Linked DNA regions of Homo sapiens: region 1 is linked to region 2. Evidence: read pairs that join two places in POLR2A ChIA-PET (ENCODE). Cell type or tissue: PC-9. All regions are shown on one strand. Links, peaks and the distances in the headings refer to the core of each region. The heading gives the core; the rest is flanking DNA.

Region 1 (6,762 bases), core at 1-5,000, 57 kb after region 2:
ATGCTATTGATACTCTATTTTCATTAACTTCTCCTAGCAAGGTTTCTGAAGATCCTGGTTTATAATGATCAAAAGACTGTTGTTCATTTTTCTTGTTAGAAATCTGGTTTAGGATACCACTATTTTCTAGTAGCACTAAGTTGCTTAGTTAAGGAGGTTTTCCCCACATTTTTCACTATATAAATATCTTTATATACAGAAAGCATAGGCTTCATATTAAAATATTTCTCAGCTGGAAGACCTCTTGGATTCATAATACAGTTGGAACTGCAAGGCTTATCAAGTCTGCTCCTTGTAGATGAAGAAACTAATTACAGTATAAGGGAGGGGGAAAGAGAATAGAGTGTGTATGTGTGTGTTTGGGTGGAGGTTTGGTGGTAAGGAGGAAATGAAAATTTCAGTAACATTTCTTTAAGTGAAGAAATGACACGGGAATTAAAGAGTAGGATGACAGGATTATAAGGAATCTGTGTAGTGTCTATTTTTAATTTAAAAAGATTTAGAGTGAAAAACCTGTTCGCTATAGAACTAACTTATTTGAATAAGATTAGAGAAAAACCACAAGAGAAAACAAATTTAGATGAATTGGGTGAGAATGTACAGAATGAAATATTTCATTTAAAAAAAGAGGTCTTAAACAGTTATAATTTTATTATATAATTATGTAAGTGAAAAAGTCTCCAAAGGAGACCTTAACCCTAATTAACTGTTCTTTGCCCAATTTAAACTCAAAGAAAAGTATAAATGTTAACATGCTATACCTTCTATGGACAAGATCCATCTTAAATTACAATCTTAGGTATTTGCTGACTCAATAAAGGTTAGCAATATATTAAGTATAGATTAATATTCACAAAGTACTGAAGTCATGAATTAAGCCTAGAATGAAAGAGAGTAATTATGTAGGACAGTGCATTCTGTTTAAAGGATACAGTTAAACTTCTGTATCTTTTCAAGTTCAGAAGCAACAGACCTGTCCAAGGAAAAAGAAAAAATTCATTCAGTTGTCTGATTCTTTTGTATTCATGATATTTCAAATAAGCATACCTGACTTTTTTTTTCATTAGAATTTTAAACGGAAGAACGCAGAAGAATTCTCTTTATGTTACCTTTATTTAGCAACAAATCAACTTGACTCAACTGATACTTACTGAGTGCCTTTAAAGGTAAGTGAATAAAAGTCTACCCCTTGTAAATCCACTTCAAGGAATTTGTAATCAAATATTGATGTTTGAGGATAATGGGCCTTCCTGTTACTTCTTAGTACTAACCTAGCTTACACTCTACTTTCCTCCCTAAAGTTTACGCAAACTTTACAAACCTATTAAAATCCCATTCCTTCTGTGAAAGAACTGCTCTCTCCTTCCTTGAATTCCTATAGCATATTAATTAATCACATACTTATTTGTAATATCTTCTCTTGAACTATTTAACTTCCTGCTCTTCCTACCTAGATTGTTTCTCTCAGAAGAAAGGATTTTTTACTTTTCTGTACTTGTGCATATATTAAGACCTCATTTATATGGAACTCTTTGGGAATGGATGGTATGGGAGATCCAAGTTTTTAAATAGTTGAATTACGTGTCAAAACAACTATTTTTTATTAAATTCTTTCTGGAATAGACTACCTACTTATTTCATTGTTTTTTTAAGCACAGAGGGTTAACATGATGAACATTAGCTCTTATACCATGTTCTATAGAAAGATAGTGGGACAACTGGTATGGAGTAGAGGGCTAATATATACGTCTCCAGCAGAACCCCTAAGTGTGTGTTCTTTATCCTTTTTCTTATCAAGTTAGAATGAAATATGAGCAATGGCATACAACTACAAACTGTAACTTGACTAGCTCTCTGCAAAATTAATGAAGACATTAGTCTAAAATATTCAAGTCACCAGAAAAATCTTCACAGTTCGTAGTAGGTTGTGTGACTTGTCTGCTTTATTGGCTTTACTACAACAGATCACATGCACCTCCCTGTCAGCTTGTACTCTTTCCCTTGTACTCCAGCCTATGGATGGAGAATGAAAAGAAATATTTCATAATTTTAAACACCTGTGGCAAAGAACTTGGATACAACTTACCCCAACAACCAGCTGATTGTTCATTATTGCAAAATATCTTTTTTTTTTTAAACCCAACGCATTTTTCTGGATGTAAGAAACAATACAACCTTTATTGTTATTGCTCTCATAATGAACGAACTTTTTATGAAACGTACTATTTGTTGACTAAAAAGTTGAATTAATAAGCTAATAATGGAGGGTGTGGCGGAAAAAAAATACTAGAATACAACTTAGGTAGCTTTTTATTGTACAATCTTGTTTCTTCCTTCAACCTACCCTCTTTGATAAGAAAAACCGAAGTGGAGATACCTAAGGCTTTATAGGGGGAATGGAGCTACTCCTCAATTTCTTTATCTTGCCTCTGCTGTTCCTAGTTGCTTTCACCTTTAGCTACTATCACCAATCTCTACTTGCAGTTTTTAGTGTGTATTGACAGCCTCTTCTCAGCTTTCAAATAAAAAGGCTGATGATATTTTACAAACTGCCAGCTAAGCAATGGTGAAGTGATGGTTTTATAGACAAGTACAATTTTCCTTCCATCACAATTGTTTTTTGCTAGTTACTTTAGCAACTTTTCTGCTTCCAAACAGGCTACAGCTAAAGGATGAGGGATCTGCAAAGCTGGATCCTTAAGCTACCTGAGATATTCAAATAACGCTTACTGATATGATTTGATTTGTTCTAAGAAAGGGCTTAGGAAAAGGTAACAAAAATTGGCTTAATGTTTACATTTTGTTTCACTACACTATGTTAGGTCACCTCACAAAACTTACTTAAAAAGCTTCCCAAATTGTTCCTGGTATCCCTGTCTTCCCATATATTCAGGTTAGACTCTCAGTGACACTAATCTTCTAATGACCTTTCTTCCTATCATTTTTCCATTTAGGACTTTCTAATTCCATCAGGTCTGAACTCCTATTTATTATAAGATCCATTCCTAGCCCTCAAAACTCATACTATATACTAATAGATAGCATATGTTCCATAAAAACTATCTTCTATCTCCACAGGCTAAAATATCCTTTTTACTTCTGCCCTTATTTCCTCCCTAAAATGTCTTATATTTTCACAGAAAGTTCCCTTGAAGCCCAGTTCTAGTACCCTGCACACTGAAAAGCACACAGGAGGGACTAAAATACTTGCTTTATTTGATCTGCCAGTTAATTTGGGAGAAGTAACTAATATGACAGAAATTATTTAAAAATCAATGTTTTCTGAAAGCTTATGTTATTAAACCTTTTATTTCCTTCAACATTACTAAAAATTTAAGAATCCCCTTTAAATTTTTCCATAAAGTTTTCAGGATGAATTTGTCACATAAAAAGAGCCACTCATTTTCATGTTAAGTTTTCAATGCAAGGTTTTCTTACCTTTAGGTAAAATAGAATATGATGAAATGTAATAAATTAGATGTCTGATTAGAAATTATTTTCAAGCTTAAGCTATCAAAAATACTTTAGGAGTTAAACATATTCAAAACTAAGAAAGTTTTTTTGGGGAAAAAAGTCTCAGTTTACCATTTGACATTTTAATTTTTTTTAAAGTATTAGCTCTTCTAAACAGATTTAAGTTTAAAAGAAAAATACCAATTTTCTTGGAGAACAGAAGATGACGAATGAGTGGGCATCTCTCTGGGACTAGTCTGGGTCAGTCTCCTGCACCATGATGTTACTGTTGTCACATATCTAAAGTGAATACATTAAAAGAAATACTTGAAAAATGAACTTGAATACATTATAAAATTATAAACAAATGTAAAAATAAGACAATTTGGGAAAAAAGGATAAAGAAAAAATGTTAAAGTGAAGCATTTACTGGGCAATTCTCAAAATATTTTTCACTGGTCATAGAAAAGCCAAATTTTTTCCATTATTCATCAAGAATAAAATGATTTACTTATATTTGTGATTAATACAAGTGACATTTAAGAATCAAAATAAAGGCGATATTTGGATTTCATTTAAAGTTCAATTTTAAATGTTCTAATTCTTTTAGTTTTTCAAAGTAAAATGCGTTTAAGTTTTATCAAAAAATATTCACACAAAATAAGACTGACTGAGCATTTGCTTACTAAAATTTAAACCAAAAAACACCTGCTAATGCATATACACATATGCTTGTATGCATATGTGTAATTATATGTAACTTACTACATATCTAAAACAAGTATCAAGTTTAATAAAATGAATGATCTGAAATGATTGGCTGAATCAATAGAAATGTTTGCTAAAGAAACTATCTTTTTTGAGGCAAATCATTAATAGCAATGAATGAGCACTTAGACTGAAACACAATAAAACCCAACAGAAAAATACATTCAAGAGGTAACAAAAAGCTATTATTTTGTGAATATTCTCAAGTGAAATCACTAAAATGTGAAGACTATCACAAGATTTACTGTAATAAATTAGATAAACCAAAAGAAAAAAAATTCATAAAAAGCTGAAGACTCTTCCCCATTTTAAGATAATCATTGCGTAATTTTATCCACTTTATAGAAATATACAGAATTTCAGTTATTTGTGGTTGCAAATCTTATTTCAAATTGGCTAGAGGATTAGTTAATTGTTAACACAGCTGACCATATCCAACCTCCACAGCAAATCAGTATGTCTATAACACATTTCATTTTGAAAAGTTACTTGAATACAAATGAAATGATTAAAGCTGACCTGAAGGCCGGGCATGGTGGCTCATGCCTGTAATCTCAGCACTTTGGGAGGCCAAGGTGGGCAGATCACCTGAGGTCGGGAGTTCAAGACAAGCCTGACCAACATGGAGAAACCCCATCTCTACTAAAAATACAAAAATTAGCCGGGCATGGTGGCACATGCCTGTAATCCCAGCTACTCAGGAGGCTGAGGCAGGAGAATCGCTTGAACCCAGGAGGCGGAGGTTGTGGTGAGCCGAGATCGTGCCATTGTACTCCGGCCCAGGCCACAGGAGCAAAACTCTGTCTCAAAAAAAAAAAAAAAAAAAAAGCTGACTTGATCTATTTAGTTATGCTAAACACAAGTACAGCTATCAACTCTGAAACGACTGAAATGCCTTCATTATTATCCACATGGAAAAACTAAAAATATATATAACACTTAAATAATGCTTATTGCTTATTCTCTGTTAGTTAAAAGTAAAACATAAAAATAATTTTTAAAATTGCTTTTCAGTACCTTTCATATGGTTCAGGGTGTTCAATCTGAATTAACTGCTCTTGTCCATCAGGAAAAGTTAACTTACACCAACCTAAGTTAAGACCTTGATTTACCTGAAGAAGTAGAAAGATAAGTTTTATCATTTTAGAACTGAAAAAAAGAACATAAACAACCTATTCTAACTTCATTAACTTAAAGAAATAAGTAGAGGAATCATTAAAGATGCAACAGTTTAAATGTTGTTTACATGAGATATGGGTGTTATTTAACCACCACTCATATAGGTAATTATCAAAGCAAATGAAAATACTAATCCCTTTCTCTATAATCAGTTATCTTTAGAAAAGTGACTATTTGTCAAATCATTCTGATTTTTGCTAGGAAATCCAAAGAGATCAGTAAAGCTTCTTGACAGATTTTATACTTCAAAAAATGAACTGAAATAGTGTGGTACTTTGTTTTCTTTGTTCTGTTTTCCACAGATTACCAATAAAAAATAGATCTAAGTCTGAAGTATACCCACCTGTCTCTTCTCAATAGGAGAGCTGAAATTCCAATTTAGGGTTAGAGTAATGCCATCTAAAAAGATAGCATGTACTTTGTCATCAGAGTAGGCAAGAAATCTTCCCACACTGGGTATGAGTGACTCTTTCAAAACCAAAGGCAGTATATTGCTATCATTTATCCCAGGTACCTAAAACCAAGTAAATAAAAATAGCAGGAAATAGAGTTATCTAAGAACAAGATTTAAATGAATATTAATGACTCTAGGGCAATTTTGGATACTTATTCAGAAGTCAAATATTATAAAATCCTTATATTTTAATTTTTCCAGAAGTGGATACCCAAAACAGTCTTTTTTTCAAGCAGATTCAGTTATAATATATTTGTAAAGTCACTGTTCTGCTCTGAACTTTACATCCATTATAGACAAAAATTAGGAGCTTACAGGTTTGTAATTAAATGAATATAGATACAGAAATCAAAGTCTGAGAATCACTTCCTCCAAATCAGCATTAAGGAATTTATTTTTACGGTTATGAAAATATAGAACACTATAATATCATGGTTTATAATGACTAATGATTTTACATACTTCAAATCCAATCAGTTCCCCTATCCTTTCCTCTTCATGAAAAATAAGAACCATATACAATAAAACTATAACATAAAAGCCTGAACTTTCAGTGTTTGTCTACTAGGTAGGTATTTTTCTGAATAAACCAACATTAATGTTACAAGAATTTCTCACATGACTTAGAGGAAAACTGTTTGAACTCAGAAGTATGGATATAAACAATAAAACAATTTAAAAATATCTTGCTTTTAAAATAATTTTAACATACCATTTTCCAGCAGCATATACGATAGTTATGGCTTAAAGAAAGTCTCATCTTCACACAATGTTGAAGAATTCTGTGAACACAAAAAATACTACTTAAACATTTGCAAATGACATTTTCCAATTCTAGCAACCCATTTTCACTGCCATACAACATTTTAGATGATCAGTAAATCATTTTCACTGAAATGTGTTGGGAA
Region 2 (5,000 bases), core at 1-5,000:
CAAGCCCCTGTGCTTGACCTGACTGCAGCACTTACCACCCTATACTGAAATGTCCTGTCTCCCTGTCCATCTTCCAACTAGCCTAGGAGATATTTTAAGATGGGGCCTGGTTTTTTCCACCATTAGAATATTAGTTTTTAATACAAGGCCTGCTACATTATAGGAACACATTAAACATTTGTTCAATTGCTAACTGAACCAGTATTCTGTGAGGGCAAATATTGTATTCATTTTCATCAAAAGGGCTATGAACGTTCAACTGATAAGACTTTTTTTTTTTTTTTGGCAACGGAGTCTCACTCTGTCACCCAGGCTGGAGTGCAGCGGCATGATCTTGGCTCACTGCAACCTCTGCCTCCCAGGTTCAAGTGATTCTCCTGCCTCAGCCTCCTGAGTAGCTGGGATTACAGGCATGTGCCACCACACTGGCTAATTTTTGTATTTTTAGTAGAGATGGAGTTTCACCATGTTGGCGAGGCTGGTCTTGAGCTTCTGACCTCAGGTAATCCGCCCACCTCAGCCTCCCAAAGTGCTGGGATTATGGTGTGAGCCACCACGCCTGGCCCTGATAAGACTTTTATGAATTAAAATTTTTTTCATGGAGAATAGAGAAAGGGTTTTTCTAAAGATGCAGTAGTTCTACATGGAGAAAATAAAGGAAAAATACAACCAAAAGTGTTGATATTGAGGGAGAAAAACATATCCCAAGAATGAACTTAACTGACAAGGCAAGTTGCAGGCCATTTCCCCAGAATTTGAGGAGCCCCAGCATTACTTGGACAAAGAGCTGGAGAGTATAAAAAAATAGAGCAGGAAGGAATCTTGGGAAGCATCTGGCCTATCCCTCGTTGGCTCAGAACAGATGAGTGACTTCTCCAAAGACACCAGGAACACAGCGATGTCCAGGTCATAGTGACTTTAGAAAGTGGTTTCAGGAGTACGGGAGGTGGCCCACCAGCTTGTATTAAACAAACAAAACCACTAACAAACTACAACAACTGAAAATACTGAAGCAATCATAGCAGGTAGAATATAGTAATGGCCTCCAAAGATTCATCCCAGTCCCTGGAACCTGGCAAAAGAGGCTTTGTAGACTTGATTAGAACCTTCAGCTGAGGAGATGATCATGGATTATCCAGGTGGGCCCAGTCTAATCACATGGGTTCTTAAATCAGAGAACCTTTCCTGGCTGTGGTCAGAGGAGGGTGTGACTATGGAAGGAGGATCAGGCAGACGTGATATGAAAAGGGATTGACCTGCCATTGCTGGCTTTTAAGACTGAATAAAGGGCCACAAGCGAAGGCCTGCAGGTTGTCTGAGTCAGTTTGGGCTGCCATAACAAAGTACCATAGACTAGCCAGGCGTGGTGGCTCACACCTGTAATCCCAGCACTTTGGGAGGCCAAGGCGGGTGGATAACCTGAAGTCAGGAGTTCGAGACCAGCCTGACCCACATGGTGAAACCCCCGTCTCTACTAAATACAAAAAATTAGACAGGCATGGTGGCATATGCCTGTAATTCCAGCTACTTGGGAGACTGAGGCAGTAGAATTGCTTGAACCCAGGAGGCGGAGGTTGCATTGAGCCGAGATTGCACCATTGCACTCCAGCCTGGGCAACAAGAGCAAAACTCCGTCTCAAACAAACAAACAAAAAAACTAAAACCATAGACTAGGTGGCTTATAAACAATAAAAATTTATTTCTTATAGTTCTCAAGGTTGAGTTTCTGATGAATGTTCTCTTCTGAGTTGCACGCACTGAATTCTCACTATAACCTCCCAGGGTAAAAGAGGCAAGAGAACTCTCTGGAGTCTCTTTTATAAAGGTACTAATCCCATTCATGAGGGCTCTGCCCTACCAACGGCCCCACCTACAAATGCCATCACAGGGGGATTGTATGCATTTTGGGGGGGATACACTGAGTCTATAGCACAGGTGGTATCTAGAAGCTGAAAAAGACAAGGGAGCAGATGCTTCCCTAGAGCCTCCAGATGGACACTTTCCTGCTGATGCCTTCATTTTAGTTCAGTGAGACCTGTGTTGGATTTCTGACATACAGAACTACAGGATAATAAATGTATCTTGTTTTAAAGCACTAAGTTTGTGGTCATTTATTACAGCAGCAAAAGAAAAGTAATACTGGATACACAGACAGAAACTCATACCCTATAACCCCTAAGCAGTCCAAGTAGGCAGAATTCCCCACTTCCTTACTTCCTTTCCACCCTTTTGTAGTTTTCAAAGATACCTTGAAGTTGATTTTCATCTGATCTCACCTGGATTGGTATGTGGAGAAGGAAGCAGAGGGCTTGCAGAGTGGTTTGTCTTAGATGTCACACCCTGGGAATGGGAGAGCCCTTTCCAGGATTGGCCTGGGGCCCAAGCCAACTTCTCTGGAGGCCAGATTGCACAAGAGCAACCTATGCCAATCATTTTAGAATCTAGAGAAACATCAGAGTCTCTGCTGGCCAGGGAACCAGGCCTACCACTGAGAGACTATTGTCAGACATTGAGCAATCAGCTGTGGACCTCCAGGAAGAGGGAACTGTGGTATTTACACATGACTTTCCAAGAGAAACAGGGCCTCTGCAGCATACAATGTGTTCCTAATAGTACTCTCAGGAATACTTTACTACTGTCATTAAGATATGTTATATGTGCCTGTTATGTAACCACTGTCTCACATTTTAGACTTTATTTAGTATCACCCAGATATTTAGGGGAAATTTTCTCTCTGCCTTCCACTTTATGTGCATGCTGTCAATATCACTGACCTGGAAACTTGGGCAGTGCTCAATATAAGACCAATTAATACCAAATGAGTAAGGAGGTGTGAATTCAGATGACCACCTTCTTTGAAGGCTCACACAGAGGTCTTAGGAAGATCACGATATGTGCTAGACCTCTAAACTGATATTCCCCTCCTGTTCAGGCATTTGTGGGGTTGATGGAATTGGAATGCTGCCCAGACCTTGAAGCAACAATATTAATTGCGATACTGGATATGTAAGTCAAACTGACTCCTTGCAAAGTCAGAAGAAATGGTAAAATGCTTCATACACCCTTTCATTATTATTGTTATTTCTGGCAAGTAAAGAACTGCCAAGGAGATGCAGGTGGCAGAACCTTTGATTTATGCAACGTGCAAAGTAATTGTGGAGACTGATTATTAACATGAGTTTCTCAGATCAATGAAATGGCTGTGAAGTTTCTGGCTTGGAATAGATCTTGGTACGTAGCTAGAGTCTGATGAAATAACAAATTAAATAATAAGGACAGCTATGTGGGCTTAACTGAGGTGCTGAATCCAATGTGGAAACAGAGTAGCTTATCAGTAGCTCGGCTCACTGACCCACGAGAACAATCAGCACCAGTCTGAGGTGTGTTACAGGGAGAGTCAGGTGCTGGTGTCAGGCCAGAGCTGCTCTGTAGACTGAGAATTGCATTTGTGATAGCAAATTGAGATACCTCTATGTCATATAAAAGTATACATGCTTATTGTAAAACATGATACAATATATAAAGTAAAAGCAGAAGTTCCTTATGGCCCACTCCCCGAACTCCTGAGGTGACCACTGTAAATTGCCTGGTAGCTAGGTTTCAGAATTGTTTTCTACACTACACACATGTATATGCCTATTTTACAAAAATGGAATCATCTTGTTTTATTACTGGCCTTTATTTTTAAAATATTTCATACAGACATTTTTGCATATCATTACATATATCTACTTCATCCATTTAAATGATTTAGCCATTAGTATTCCATTGTTTGCACAGTAGCTTAGGCTACTAATCCTCTAGTTAGACTTTCAGGTGATTTCCAGTTTTGTCTCATTTTATTTTTGCCATCTGAAGCAACCAATATAAATCCCTCTCCTTTGTATACTTACTTGTTTGTTTCTTAGAATAAATTCCTAAAATAGAATTTCTGAGTGAAATGGCTTGTACTTTTAAAACATGTTACCAAATTTATCTCTAGCAAGAAAGTGTGACTTTATTGTTTCACCAACAGTGCCCATTTCCTTACACCTCTTGCCAATACTATTATCAATCTTTTTAAAATGTACCAAACTGAGAATTTTAAAAAACCCTTGTTGATGTTTTATTTTGCATTTTAGTTACATTAAATATCTTGGGATTTACATTTTAATAGATTGTTTCTATAACATAACAATTACAATGCTTGTAATAATTTGCAATAATCAGAAATAAAAATTTCTTTCTTTCTTTTTTTTCTTTTTTGAGATGGAGTTTTGATCTTTTTGCCCAGGCTGGCGTGCAATGGTGCAGTCTTGGCTCACTGCAATGTCTGCCTGCCGGGTTCAGGTGATTTTCCTGCCTCACCCTCCCGATTATCTGGGATTACAGGTGCCCGCCACCACGCCTGGCTAGGTTTTTTTTTGTTGTTTTTTTTTTTTTGTATTTTTAGTAGAGATGGGTTTCACCATGTTGATCAGGCTGGTCTCGAACTCCTGACCTCAGGTAATCCACCTGCCTCCGCCTCCCAAAATGCTGGGATTACAGGTGTGAGCCACTGCGGTTGGCCAGAAATAAGCATTTCTTGATGTAACTGAGAAGTTAAAAGTACTCCAATCACAAAATATCTATAAATTCATAACAAAACTAGGTGAAAATCAACCTGTTACCACATCTGCAGATTCCATTAGAATTAAGTTCAGTATGTCTTTTCATCACGTGAAACAGACATAATAAGTCACATAGAAGAAATTACAAATTAAGATATTCCTTAAGGGCTCTAGCTTTAGAACTTTGTGAATAAAATTTAGATCAACATTTTCTTTTTTTAAGGTCATGATTTGGGCCCAGAGGAAAAACCATAGGAAAACAAATAGAAAACTTTTGACCGACACATTATTATTATTATTATTATTATTATTATTATTATTATTATTATTTGAGATGGAGTCTGGCTCTTGTCGCCCAGGCTGGAGTGCAATGGCATGATTTCGGCTCACTGCAACCTTTGCCTCCTGGGT

What was found. Peaks named below come from ENCODE experiments on the same cell type or tissue, not always from the same donor. Only the 100,000 strongest peaks of a DNase experiment are listed, where the experiment ranks them.
Region 1: POLR2A ChIA-PET joins it to region 2 with 5 read pairs; 22 of 35 experiments call an interaction of 5 or more read pairs at or near these places.

Annotation. Positions count from the first base shown.
Region 1 is chr5:43,486,977-43,493,738 of GRCh38, forward strand. C5orf34 (chromosome 5 open reading frame 34) reads right to left here. Exons shown (of 13, transcript NM_198566.4): 8 at 6,567-6,636; 9 at 5,744-5,914; 10 at 5,239-5,333; 11 at 3,655-3,753; 12 at 933-973; 13 at 1-135. It overlaps C5orf34-AS1 (C5orf34 antisense RNA 1), which reads left to right. Exons shown (of 3, transcript XR_007058763.1): 2 at 1,068-1,166. Among named protein-coding and RNA genes, the nearest start is that of C5orf34-AS1, 6.4 kb to the left of the region's middle. RefSeq lists an enhancer at 1,837-2,006. In PC-9, for the core only: no CTCF peak of the experiment used is centred there; no DNase peak of the experiment used is centred there.
Region 2 is chr5:43,430,213-43,435,212 of GRCh38, forward strand. No RefSeq gene overlaps it. Among named protein-coding and RNA genes, the nearest start is that of CCL28, 20 kb to the left of the region's middle. In PC-9, for the core only: no CTCF peak of the experiment used is centred there; DNase peaks (open chromatin) are centred at 2,409 and 2,999; H3K27ac peaks cover 1,698 bases.